Linked DNA regions of Homo sapiens: regions 2 and 3 are each linked to region 1. Evidence: chromatin contacts called from ENCODE Hi-C data. All regions are on one chromosome and are shown on one strand. The core of a region is the stretch at or near the end of the contact, and the rest is flanking DNA. Distances in the headings are between cores, read along the strand shown. Region 1 has its middle 310 kb from the start of SORL1-AS1. Region 2 overlaps UBASH3B (ubiquitin associated and SH3 domain containing B). Region 3 has its middle 61 kb from the start of SC5D.

Region 1 (4,047 bases), core at 881-3,380:
TTTATAGATCAGTAAACTCTAGACTGGAAGGGTCACTCATGAAATTAGGACAATTTCAGAATAACGAGTTTCAGGGAGATATCAGGAGTTCATTTTCGGACGTGGTGAATTTTAGACGTCTCTTAGACATGCAAGCAGTTGGCTGTATGAGTCTGGCTTTCAGGACACAGGGTCTAGATGGATATGTAAATTGGAGGGTTATCAATGTGTAGATGATAAAACCATGAGATTAAGTTAGCCCTACCCTGCTCACTGTTTGTAAATGAGAACTGAGCCCTGGGACATTCCAAAATGTAAAGGTTAGGGGATGGGGAAGAACAACGTAGAAAAGACTGAGGAGGAACTGTCAGTGAGGTAGGAGAACCAAGAGTGAGTGGTTCCCCAAGGACTAGTGAAGAAACTACCTCAAGGTGAAGATGTGATCCACTGTGGCTAAAAATCAATCATAAAAGACCTTCTGGCAATGTGAAGGTCTTTTTCAACCTCCACTGGGGCTGCGGACTAGTGGAATAGTGAGAACAAAGACTGAGTGGATTCAAGAAAGAACAAGAAGAGAGAAAACAAACAACACATAGACAACTCTGTCAGTGAACTTTGCTGGAAAGAAGAGGGCAGAAGTGGGGTAGTAACTTCAGAGGCATGTAGGGTAAGGGAAGATGAATTTTTTTTGCTTGGTTGATGATGGCTTGGTTGGTTTGTTGGTTGGTTGGTTGAAAGATGGAGGCTATGCCATCATGTTCTCAGGCTGGCAGGGATGATCCAGTAGAGCAGTGTTACATGTAATATAATAGACAGAGACAGCATTGCTGAAGGCATGCCCTTGAAAAGGACAGAGAATGGGAGTCCCAGTGCACAAGTAAGAAGCTTTCCTTAGAACCAACCAGAGTAGCGCTTATCTTACCTGCTTTATATTTCACATTCCACAGAAAACTTCATTAGGGGAATGTGATGGTAAATATTGAGTGTCAACTTGATTGGATTGAAGGATGCAAAGGATTGTTCCTAGGTGTGTCTGTGAGGGGGTTGCCAAAGGAGATTAACATTTGAGTCAGTGGGCTGAGAGAAGCAGACCCACCTTCAATCTGGGTGGACATCATCTAATCAGCTGCCAGTGTGGCTAGGATAAAGCAGGACTAGACTTGCTGAGTCTTCTGCCTTCCATCTTTCTCCTGTGCTGGTTGCTTCTTGCCCTCGAACATCAGACTCCAAGTTCTTCAGCTTTTGCACTCTTGGACTTACACCAGTGATTTGCCAGGGGCTCTCGGACCTTCCGCCACAGACTGAAGGCTGCACTGTTGGCTTCCCTACTTTTGAGATTTTGGGACTCGGACTGGCTTCTTTGCTCCTCAGCTTGCAGACTGCCTATTATGGGACTTCGCCTTGTGATTGTGTGCGTCAGTACTGCTTAATAAACTCCCCTTCAAATATACATCTATCCTATTGGTTCGGTTCCTCTAGAGAACCCGGACTAACACAGAGAAATATATGTTTTGTTGCTAATTTTAAAATAATAAATGATAACTCTCTATTTGCTTTATTTATTCCTCACATGTCCTTATGAGTCACTTTACTGCCATTTTACTAATAAGAAAACTGAGCCTCAGAAAATGTACATGACTTCATCAGGTTCTCAATGTTTGTATGAAAACTGGGGCTCAAACTGGGTCTGGCTAATTCCAAAGGCCATACATGTTCCACAACATCAGAGCCTGGAATTCCCCCAGAGGGACCACCCGCTAATGAGAAAGGGAGGACATCATCTCACAATGCCAGGCCAGAACAGAACAACGGAGGTAAACCTAAAGGCTCTCAGGTACAAGTGCTAGGAGGCAAGACCAAGTGATGCGCCTGGGCTCTCTGCAGTGAGGCCTTTGGGGAAGGTGTGGTTCGGCTCACAGCTTTTAAAGGTAGAGACGGATGGGAGCATCAGTACTTCACAAGGTTATGGGAAGGTCATGAGAAGAGCTGGACTCCCAAGTCAGGCTGATTAGTCTTGTGTGAATGAGAAGGAGCAAATGTTTCCACTTGAACTGAAAGTGCAGGAGCAGAAGCTGAAAAAAGCATGATGGGGCTTCTTGGGGTTTCCGGTGACTTCAGTAAGCGCTTCATAAATTCCTACCCTGTGTGCAGCATAATGCCTCATGCTCAGAAAAGAAAGAGGAACTGTCATCCTGCCCTGAAGGTACTTACACAATGAACAATTTCAATTCAGCATAAGATTTTGAAATACCTTCATTATTCAGTCTTCTCCAGAGAAACAGAATCAATAATACATAGATATAGAAATGTAGAATAGAGATAGAAACTTTCATTTATTTATTTAAAGAGATTTATTTCAAGAAATTGCCTCATAGGATTGCAGGGGCCAGACACAAGTCTGAAATGTGTAGCACAGGCCAGCCAGTTCAGGAAACTCAGGCAGGCATTGATGCTGCAGTTTTGAGGCAGAATCTTTTCTTCTCTAGGAAACCTCAGTTTTTGCTCTTAAGACCTTTAACTGATTGGATAAGACCCATTTGCACTATCCAACGTAATCTACTTAAAATCAACCAGCTGTAGCTGTTAACCACGTTTACAAAATACCATCGAAGCTACATGTGGATTAGTGCTTGATTAAATGATGGGATACTATAGCCTAGCTAAATCGACACAGAAAGCTAACCATCACAGCATCCTATTACTTCCAGGATTTATTCCATAAAAGCCAAAAACAGATACTTTATTTTAGAGACATTTGTCTTCTTGAAGTATTATTTCCTGATCGAATTTTAAACTGTAGACCGCCGAGAAGCCAGAGGAGGGGCTGTCTCTGAGCCGCTGTTCTATTAAGGGTGGTTTATAAAGGTTCTAATTCATTGTAATTAATTTTTATTGTGCAGACTCAGAAGCCTGACAGAGTGAAAGGGGATAATTTCACAAGTCAAAATAACAAATAAGTAAATACAAATAGTCTCCAACTTCCCAAGAGCATATCATGCTCTCCAGGTCTCCCCTCTCTGAATGAAACACAGACCCTGACCCCGGTTTCCTCCCAGGAGTCCTGGCTCTTGGACCCTCCTACCCACCAGTTTTCTAGAAAGCTAACCTGATCTCAAAGGCCCTCAACCCCGACAATCCTCTTCCTCACACCTGGACAATTTTAGGGCTGCTGTCAATCAGATGGAAGAGCTAGATTTAGGGTGTTGAAACAGTACCCTCCGCCAAAAGGGCGAGAGATTCACCACTGGGAGAAAAGCCCTCATTGGTAGTGCTTTTTGCGAACAATGAAACCTCTGCACGGAGGTTCTTTGTTCAGCTCCATGCTCGGAGCCCCTGCGAGCTGAACAGTGCACGCGCGTGTGCTGGATATTAAGTCTCATTTCAAAGACGTTGCAGTGGGCAATGACGTGGGGGCCGGCTGGGGGCCAAGAGTCGGGGGCTCCAGCCGCTTTGAGCATCGGTCTGGAGCGGGGAGAGCTGGAGATGACTTCAGTCCCTGTGATGGGGTGGGGGAACATTTTCTTTTCCAGAAGGTAAGGGAGTCAAGGGGCACTTTGAGTCTCTCAGGCAGGAAGCCTGTGTCGAGGTTTTAGGAGAGTCTTGAGTAATGACCAGTGTGGGTTTCTCACGGAGGACTCATTTATCTGGGTGCCAGTGGGTGAGCCCGGCTTCCCAAGCTTGAAAATTTAGATTTATTGGGTGCCAGAAATTGGACTGGACACCATTTAATAGGCCCACGCACCATGAAGGTGAGGGTAGGGGGATAAGAGTCAAGAGGGCCGCATGGATGGTGAAGAGACGGGGTGTGAAGAAAGCAAAACCTGATTAGTCCCATAAAATTCCAGCCACAGCAGGCAGGAAACACAAGACACTGGAGAAACTGATGGTTTATGAACAGAGCTAAGATGAGATAAAACTGTGGGAAGAGAGAGGTGGAGGCGAGTAAACAGTCTCTCTGAACTTAAGGAAGGGGTTACGAGAGAGAGAGAGAGAGAGAGAGAGAGAGAGAGAGAGAGAGAGGGGGAGAGAGGGAGAGAGAGAGAGGGAGAGAGAGAGAGAGAGAGAGAG
Region 2 (4,047 bases), core at 490-2,989, 980 kb before region 1:
GAGTGTGCAGACTTTTGTCCCAGTTAATGATTTCATAGCTGCTGCTACTTACAAGCTTATCATGTGTAACGTGGTGTATGTACTATGCTCTTTACCTGCATTGTATCATTTAACCCTCACAACAGTCAGCTCATTATTATCCCTGTTACACAAATGAGGGAACAGAGGCTTTGAAAGGTTAAATAGCTCACTCAAGGGAATATATGGATCTTAGGTCACAAAGGCAGGATTTGAAACCAGGCAGTTTGAGTTCCTCTCCATGCCTGTGCTATGAAGCTTACTTAAACTTTGGCATCCTCCCTTTGTACTTTCCAGATAGAACAGCTCTAATATTTTCATTGCGTCTCTATAAAGAAAGCTTTCAGAAGCTTAAAGACGTTCCCCAGCTTTGACTCTGTCTCCAAACGTACAGGAACCCAAACCACCCAACATCACTCCAGCTGCAGATGCTATTGTTTATAATATGTTATCCCGCTTCTTTCTCACAGCAGTCCCAACGGGGGCTCAGTCAAGTCTCATAACTCTCTAAGGACACAGAGCCATGGCCCAGCCCACACTCCCCAGGACTCTGGTGTATTTTTCTCCCCTCCTATCTGATGCTGCCTCTAGGTCCTAAGCTCAGCACTGTCCCCACAGGGTGCCTTACATGCACAGTGAGAGAATAACATTTCCCCAAACTCCTTGGCTGGTGTCATCAGGACAATTCCACTCCACTGGTTCTGGGTCTATTAACTCATTCTGTTCTCAGTGCATAAGCTCTTGCTAAGACGATTTTAGGGGTCCTATTGGCTGCTGGTTTCACTCTCCCTTTCATTCTCCAATTTATAGTCCACCCTCCACCAAGACTAGAATAATCTTTCTTAACCATTAATCTAGATCACATCACTGTCCTGCTTAAAATCCTGCAGAGGTTCCCCATATCCTTGGCCATGCCTGTGCTGGCCCCTGTCAGCCCAGCTGCCTCTCCGGTGACCACCCCCACCCCGCAGCCTCTGCTTCAGCCAGGAGCCTCGGCAGTTTCCAAAACACACCCTGGTGTTCTCTCTGTTGAACCTTTGCCCACTTTGCTTTTTCTGCTGGGATTGTCCACATTCCCCCTTTTCTGCCTAATGAATTTAAAGGATGACTTTAGGTCAAGATTTCACCATTCAGCGAAATCCTTTCTGAATCACAAATCCCCCCTCACGGCCCCTCCCACACTTTACCTATCCATCACTCCCAGTGGACTGTAAGCTCTTTGGAGATAAGACTCCATATCTGTTTAACTTGGTGCCTTCAAAACTGAGCACACGGTAAATGCCCTGAACTATTCATGAAATAAGTACAGAATGAATAAATCCTCCCGACTTCCCCACCACAGATAGCAGAGCAGCTCTCTTCGGAAGTCTCATAGCACTCTCTACCATTCTTCTATTAGCCCTTCCAGTCTTATCTCTAATTATTTCCTTCTATGTCTATTTTTCCCACTACATTGGAAGCATTCTTCTCCATTAGACTCTGAGATCTTCAAGGGTAGGAGGTAAAGGCCTGAGCACAAAGCCCAGCACATAGTAGGTGTTTAATTTATTGATTGAATGAAGTGACGCTTTCTTGTCAAACTTAATCACCCGGAGGCACCATCTTATACCTCAGATAACTTCCGCGTCAATACAGTGGTTTGAGTTTGTTCACGCTGAAGCAACCTTCCACTTGTCCGCCCACTCATATCTTAGGGGATCCTCCCCTCCTCTACCCTTTTGGCATGGAACCTCCCTACCGAAAGAGCTCTGTGTCACCCATAGACGTGTGAGTTTCAGTCTGAACTTCCTTTTTCAGGTTATTTATAAAAACGTAAAAGCTGCCCTACTCAATGCCAGCCACTGTTGAAACACTATCCTTTGCATGGTCCCTGGGCCTTAGCTCAGTCCTAGGTTGCCATCTTTGTAGTGTATATCTTTCATGACACAAGGGCGGGCACGGAGCCTTCATCTAATTATCCGTCTGCCCACCCACCCATCCGTTCATCCATCCCACACATGTTGAACATCTAAGAAGGACGAGGTCCCGTGCCAGGCTCTGGGAACTTCAGTGATAGACAAAACAAAGTCTCTGGCCTCAAGGAGCTCAGCTGAGACAGAAAACAAACACAGAGCAAATAATCGTAATGCTGTGATATACGTGCTCCCCCAGTCATTTAAAGCATGCAGGTGGGTCACCTATCGGGAGATGACCTCTGCCCCAGAAGGGACAGGATTTGAGCTGGGCCTTGATAGATAAGTGGGATTTTGCTACCCAGACAAGAGTGACGGAACAGCGGGTGCAATGGGGGAAGGGACCCAAGAAGTCACAAGGTGGTCACAGGAGTGAGAGAGGGCATGGCAGGGGAGATGAAGCTTATCCATTTATATTTTCTCACTAAGGGAAAATTTTTGTTTTCAAAGCCTGTGGGTCAATAATATCTTTGTAAAGGAAGAAAGGCATATTGATTATGGCCTTGCCTCTCCCAATAGCCAGAAAAAGCCGGAGTCTCTTCTACAAAGCTATGGAAAGAGCTGGAAACGGAATCCATTCTTTCATCCAAGATTTTCAGCACCTGTCACATGTACCTATGTATTCATGGGACTGTGATCATGCTCCCCAGTGCTGTACACTCCCTGAGATCAGAGACTTTGTTATGATCTGTGTTGCCACATGGTAAGCACCCCATAAATACTTGCTGAATGAATGCACTGACCCCTGCCAGCTACCAGGAACTGTGCTAAGTACTGGGAATAGGAAAATGGACTAGACGTGCTGCCTGCCCATCCAGCTAGGAAGGCTGACAGTCTAATCTGTTTGTTACGTGATCCAGTTTCTCAGGAATGCATTTTTGGAGTGGTAAGAAATTATTTGTTTTAAAGTTTGAGAGAAAAAAAAGATACAAGCTGAGAGGTGAGTCTTTCAGTGTGGATGGAAGGCCTCAGGCAGCTTCCAGGACGTGCTTGCAGATGCCAGTGTTACCCTGCTCCTTGCTTTTGCCACTCAGGCAGACGGGCTCCCTGGGAGGACCACCGCTCCTCAACACCCTCTCCCCAGACCCCAGACCAGGCTGGTCCCCTGCAAGGAAAGTCCTCTGCCTCAGCTGCCCTTCCCCGGGCTGTGCGGCACACTCACGTGCCCAAGTGCGCGCGCGCGCGCACACACACACACACACACACACACAGAGTCACACATGTGATCATACTCAACACACATTCTCCCCTGGCCACACACATATATAATCACACACGATCACACAGTCACACACATGATCACTCATATAGCACACATGTGATCACTCACACACTGACACAATCACACACAAAACACTCACATCAGGTCACACACAGTTGCACATGTGATCACACCCACAACACACACTCACAGTGACACACATTTGATCATACACTTGCGTTGTCACACACATGGTCACTCATACAACACATGCACACAAACACCCTCACACACAGTCACACACAGTCACACACCCACACAGGCACTCTTAGACATGATCACATGATCACAGTCACAACACGAGCTCATAGATAGGCACACATGCTCATGCAACACACACAGTAACACACACATGATCATATACTTATATAGGCACTCACACAGCCACACACCGATACACATGCTCAAATGCACACAACACGTGTCCATGTACTCACTCAACCACTCACAGTCACACGCTCACCCACATGCACAAACACATGCTCATACAGTCACACCTACACTATCACACTCAAATTCACATTTGCACATACACATTTATGTGCGCACACAGGCTCACACAGCACAAACTCACACAGAACCTCACACACCCAGACACACACACAGCCTGAGCCATTCAAGCGGCAGTACTCACATTTTCCATCTATTGGTGGTTTCAAAACAGGAAGCCTGCGTGGGAAGGGGAGGTGCTGGTGAAGTGAGAACCGCTGTAAAGGGGCCCAGGTGCATGGGCTGGATTCAAAAGGGACATCTCACTGACGCCTGGGTCTCCCTCACAGGCAGGAGAGCTGGGCTGCATGAGGCCCTGACTTGGCT
Region 3 (4,047 bases), core at 586-3,085, 540 kb after region 1:
ATCATAATTTATTTAAAGAAGAAATATATAAATAGCTTTTACAAAGATATAAACAGATTCAAATAGATGTTAGAAAACAGTGGAGTTTGGTTGAAATTTCCCTTCCATTCCCCCTTCTTTCTTCCTCCCTCTCTCCCTTTACTTCCTTTCTTTGTTTTCTTTCTTTCTTTCCTTTTAAAACTATACTTCAAAAATTAATTATCTGAGATTAAAATTTTGTAACAAGAAGGCATTATTTGTAGTCACAAAAACTGAGAAATCAGCTTAAATTAATAGTAACAATAAAGACTCTAATAAAGTAAAGATATATATTATGAATTAGGTCGGGGTCTGCATGACTACATAAGATAAATTATGAAATTATATTGGTATACAGAAAAGAATATTTCAGAAATCTCTTCTATACTGGTAAAGAAGTAAAATAGTTTCTCTAATGGATGGATTGCATTAATCAACATCAATAAAAATTCCCACCTAATTATTTTATAGAATCCATAAAATAATTCTGAAATTAATTTTGAATAAATTGGTAGGCAATAATAATAAATGATCTTTAAAAAAGAAGAAGAACAGAGCAAGGAAAAAGAGCTATTCCTTTCCCATGTTAGAATGCATTTTAAATGTGGTGCTGACATAAAAACAGAAATTTCAAATATTATGATGGAGTGGAAAGCTATGAGTATATGAAGTTAAACATAAAAATTTTATAATGAGATAAGAATCATAAGTGAGATATATATGTGTGTGTGTATATGTATGTATATTTGTGTATGTATGTGTGTGTATATATGTGCATACATATGTGTATATATGTGTGTGTATTCCATATATATGCACATATTGTATACACTTTGTAACCTCATCAATAAGCAGTACATGAGCAGTTCAGTCACACAAAATGAAAATCAATAGCCATTTTAAAATCTAATATTGTTAGTCATAATAACAAATCATAGCAAGATCTCATTTATATCTACTAAACCCAAAAGAAAAAAAAACAAGCATAATATTTAATTCAGGTATGTCTTCAAGGTAACTGGCAAGTTCTTAACATTTTTTGGCATTACTCATTAATTTATTTTGGATTCCTCTTTGACAATATGCGTTAAAATCCATAGAGATATTTATATCCTTTGTTCTAGTAAAGCATATCTTAAGGATTTATCTTAAAATAATTCAAAAGAGAGAACTATATTCATGATAATGTTTACTGCAGCATTAATTATAAAAATGGAAAATTGGGATAAACTTAAAATGTTCAACAATAGAGGCAATGGGTAGGGAAAGTCTCATTTTAAGACTAGGTTAAACATTCTGTGCTTCTTTCTTTTGTTTTTTGGAGTGCAGTGACATAATCATGGCTTACTGCTGCATCAAACTCCTCGGCTTCCCAAGTAGCTGGGACTACAGGCATGGACCAGCACGCCAGGCTAATTTTTTAAACATTTTGTTAGAAATGGGGTCTCACTATGTTGCCCAGGTTGATCTCAAACGCCTGGGCTCAAGTGACCCTCCCACCTTGTTTGTTACTATTTATCATGTAATTGCCGTGAAGCAGGTATTTTATATACGATCTCTAATTCTCACACTCATTCTGCAAGTTACGTATTTTTCATTCTCAATTTAAAGTTTTGAGATCTGGTGCTCTAACAAGACTAAATAGCTTACTCAAGGCTAGTAAGTGGTGGAGCTGGACCTTGAACCCCTGCATGACAAGGCCTGCTTCCCTTGGCCTGGTCAAAGGGCAAAAGCCCTGCTTACAGTTCCGACTGAAGGAACAGCCTTTGGCAGGCACATTCTGTCCATGTGATTTCTGTGACCTTATCGAAATTGCCCTTCCTGCCAGATACCACCAGGCCTGGAGTCTGACCCAAGGGCAGCCAATCCAAGGTCAGGCTAGTAGCTCATGATAGGGCTGTCATGAAAAGTTCTGTTAGATAGAGAAGAAAGGAATTATCTAAACTATCTAATTCCCTCTCTTACTAATTTAGCTTTGGAAATACAGAGCAAATCAGGCAGTTGTCAGGAGCTGAAGGTAGGAGAATGTGAGACAAGTATAGAAAGCATTTAAGAATGCATATGTTAACTAGATGAGACAGAACTAAATTGCTATTGAGAAATCGATGCTCTTTTGCTGGAAAAAAAAAAAAGAACTAAACTGCTAGATCACCAGTGGCAGAAAAACCAGGCAAGAGAAGGGATGGGTGGGAGGATGAAAACACGTTCAAATCAGGCAGCAAAGAATAGTAAAAATATGAAGTAAAGGGAAGTAATTGCAGACCATACTCAATTCTGCAAACATTGCCTATCCTATAATATCAATATCCTTCATGATTGATACAGTTTTGACTTTTGTTCCCTCCAAATCTCACGTTGAAATATGACCTCCAATGTTGGAGTTGGGGTTTAAGGGGAGGTATTGGATCATGGGGACAGATCCTTTATGAATGGCTTAGCATCATCCTCTTGGTAATGAGTGAGTGCTTGCTCCGAGTTCCCACACATGTGATCTGGTTGTTTGAAAGTGTGTGGCATCTCTCCGTGCTCTCTCTCTCTTGCTCTCAGCTCTTGCCATGTGATGCGGCTGCTCCTGCTTCACCTTTCACTGTGACTGGAAGCTTCCTGATGCCCTCACCAGGAGCAGACCCTGGTACTTTGCTTCTTGTATGGCCAGCAGAACCATAAGCCAATTAAACCCCCTTTCTTTATAAATTACCCAGCCTCAGGTATTTATTTAGAGTGATGCAAAAACAGCCTAACATGGTAATCTAGTTACTTCTAGAGATTCGTCTCCTGTATGTCCTTACTTGACCTCTTAATTCCAGCTACCCAAACAGCTTGCATGGAAAGTACAAGTGCACTGCTCCAGGTATCAATTTATTGTCTCTCAGCTCCAGATTCACCCTTTTGCCTGAACTAGTAAGTACACCATGCTATCCCTCCCTAGAGGGCATTTTCATTTACCTAGCCAATTCCCTTGTGCCCTCCAAGACTTGGCACAAGAGAAGCTTTCTCTAAGGAGATTCCCATGGTCTCCACCAGACTGAATCCACCTGAGCACATCTCCATTGAGACTCTCTTGACTATTACAGCATTATATCAAGGGAGTTTCGTCTGAGAGTTCTAAGTAATGAGCAGATATGAATTAAGCAGAAACCAGAAGAGAGGCTCAAACGGCAACTGTAGCAAGAACTGACTCAGGAGACAACACAGCACCAACCCCTCAACATGCCAGAGGAAAGTGCCCCCTCAAGAGAGGAAGGTAGATGCTTGAGTTACAATCATTCGCAAATCCCTATTTACTTCCTGAGTTTAAGTAGATATATTTTAAAATACAGCTTAAGATATATACAGATATATTATTAAAAGCGTGAAATAAATAGACTTTTTATCCATTTGTAACTCAGGCAAAACTAATCTAGTTCTAAGTTAATGAGAATGGCACACTGTAATAGCAATTTGTGTTATAAATGGTTCTTGAGGCAACCATCTGTACTACACAAATAAATTTGCCCCTGAAACTGCAAGGCGACATTCTCCCTGAGTCCTTCAGAGAATCCACATGCAAATTTGCCTGGCTGACTGCCTTTGCTTTATCCATTTGGCTCACCAGTTTGTGGGCAAATTTATATATAAAATTGCAAAAGCTGGCCTGGGACTCTAGAGTGCGGAAAAAAATAATAAAAATAACAGTAATTTGTATTTATGTAGGTAGAATACTTGTACTAAATGATCAGATAATTTCAAAATATTATCTCATTCATTTCCACCATAATATCAGAAGCCTGGGAAGTATAAACAAGTATTTTAAAAGCATGATTTTGTAAGAAGTATTCCCAGCGGTCTATATTAGTGTGAATCAGATATGGGTGCTGTGATTTGTATGTTCCCAGGGAAATGTTCTTTCTACTCAGAAACTTGCTTTTTTTAACCAACTGATTATTTCAGATGACGTCAATTTTTATTTCTTTATCTGCTATGTCTAAGAGCTACTAAACAATGAACCTGAAACTAGAAATAAATAAAATCATAAGCCACAAACTTTAT

The links. A loop is a pair of places that touch in the nucleus more often than their neighbours do. Pooled maps may share reads with other maps.
Region 2: a pooled map shows a loop between it and region 1 (4-fold over the local background). The contact joins two enhancer-like sites. A Hi-C loop is called at or near these places in 2 of 37 single-sample maps with no recorded cell type and 3 of 50 pooled maps.
Region 3: a loop to region 1 is called in a map with no recorded cell type, with 2.3 times the contacts of the local background. The contact joins two enhancer-like sites. A Hi-C loop is called at or near these places in 2 of 37 single-sample maps with no recorded cell type and 3 of 50 pooled maps.

Annotation. Positions count from the first base shown.
Region 1 is chr11:121,765,679-121,769,725 of GRCh38, reverse strand. No RefSeq gene overlaps it. Among named protein-coding and RNA genes, the nearest start is that of SORL1-AS1, 310 kb to the right of the region's middle. RefSeq lists an enhancer at 1,875-1,924. Within about 2 kb of position 2,130, at least 2 of the 41 ENCODE cell types and tissues checked have a DNase peak (open chromatin) inside an H3K27ac peak, as active enhancers do.
Region 2 is chr11:122,744,008-122,748,054 of GRCh38, reverse strand. All of the region lies in intron 1 of UBASH3B (ubiquitin associated and SH3 domain containing B), which reads right to left. Among named protein-coding and RNA genes, the nearest start is that of UBASH3B, 90 kb to the right of the region's middle. RefSeq lists an enhancer at 2,611-3,578. Within about 2 kb of position 1,739, at least 8 of the 41 ENCODE cell types and tissues checked have a DNase peak (open chromatin) inside an H3K27ac peak, as active enhancers do.
Region 3 is chr11:121,229,524-121,233,570 of GRCh38, reverse strand. No RefSeq gene overlaps it. Among named protein-coding and RNA genes, the nearest start is that of SC5D, 61 kb to the left of the region's middle. Within about 2 kb of position 1,835, at least 2 of the 41 ENCODE cell types and tissues checked have a DNase peak (open chromatin) inside an H3K27ac peak, as active enhancers do.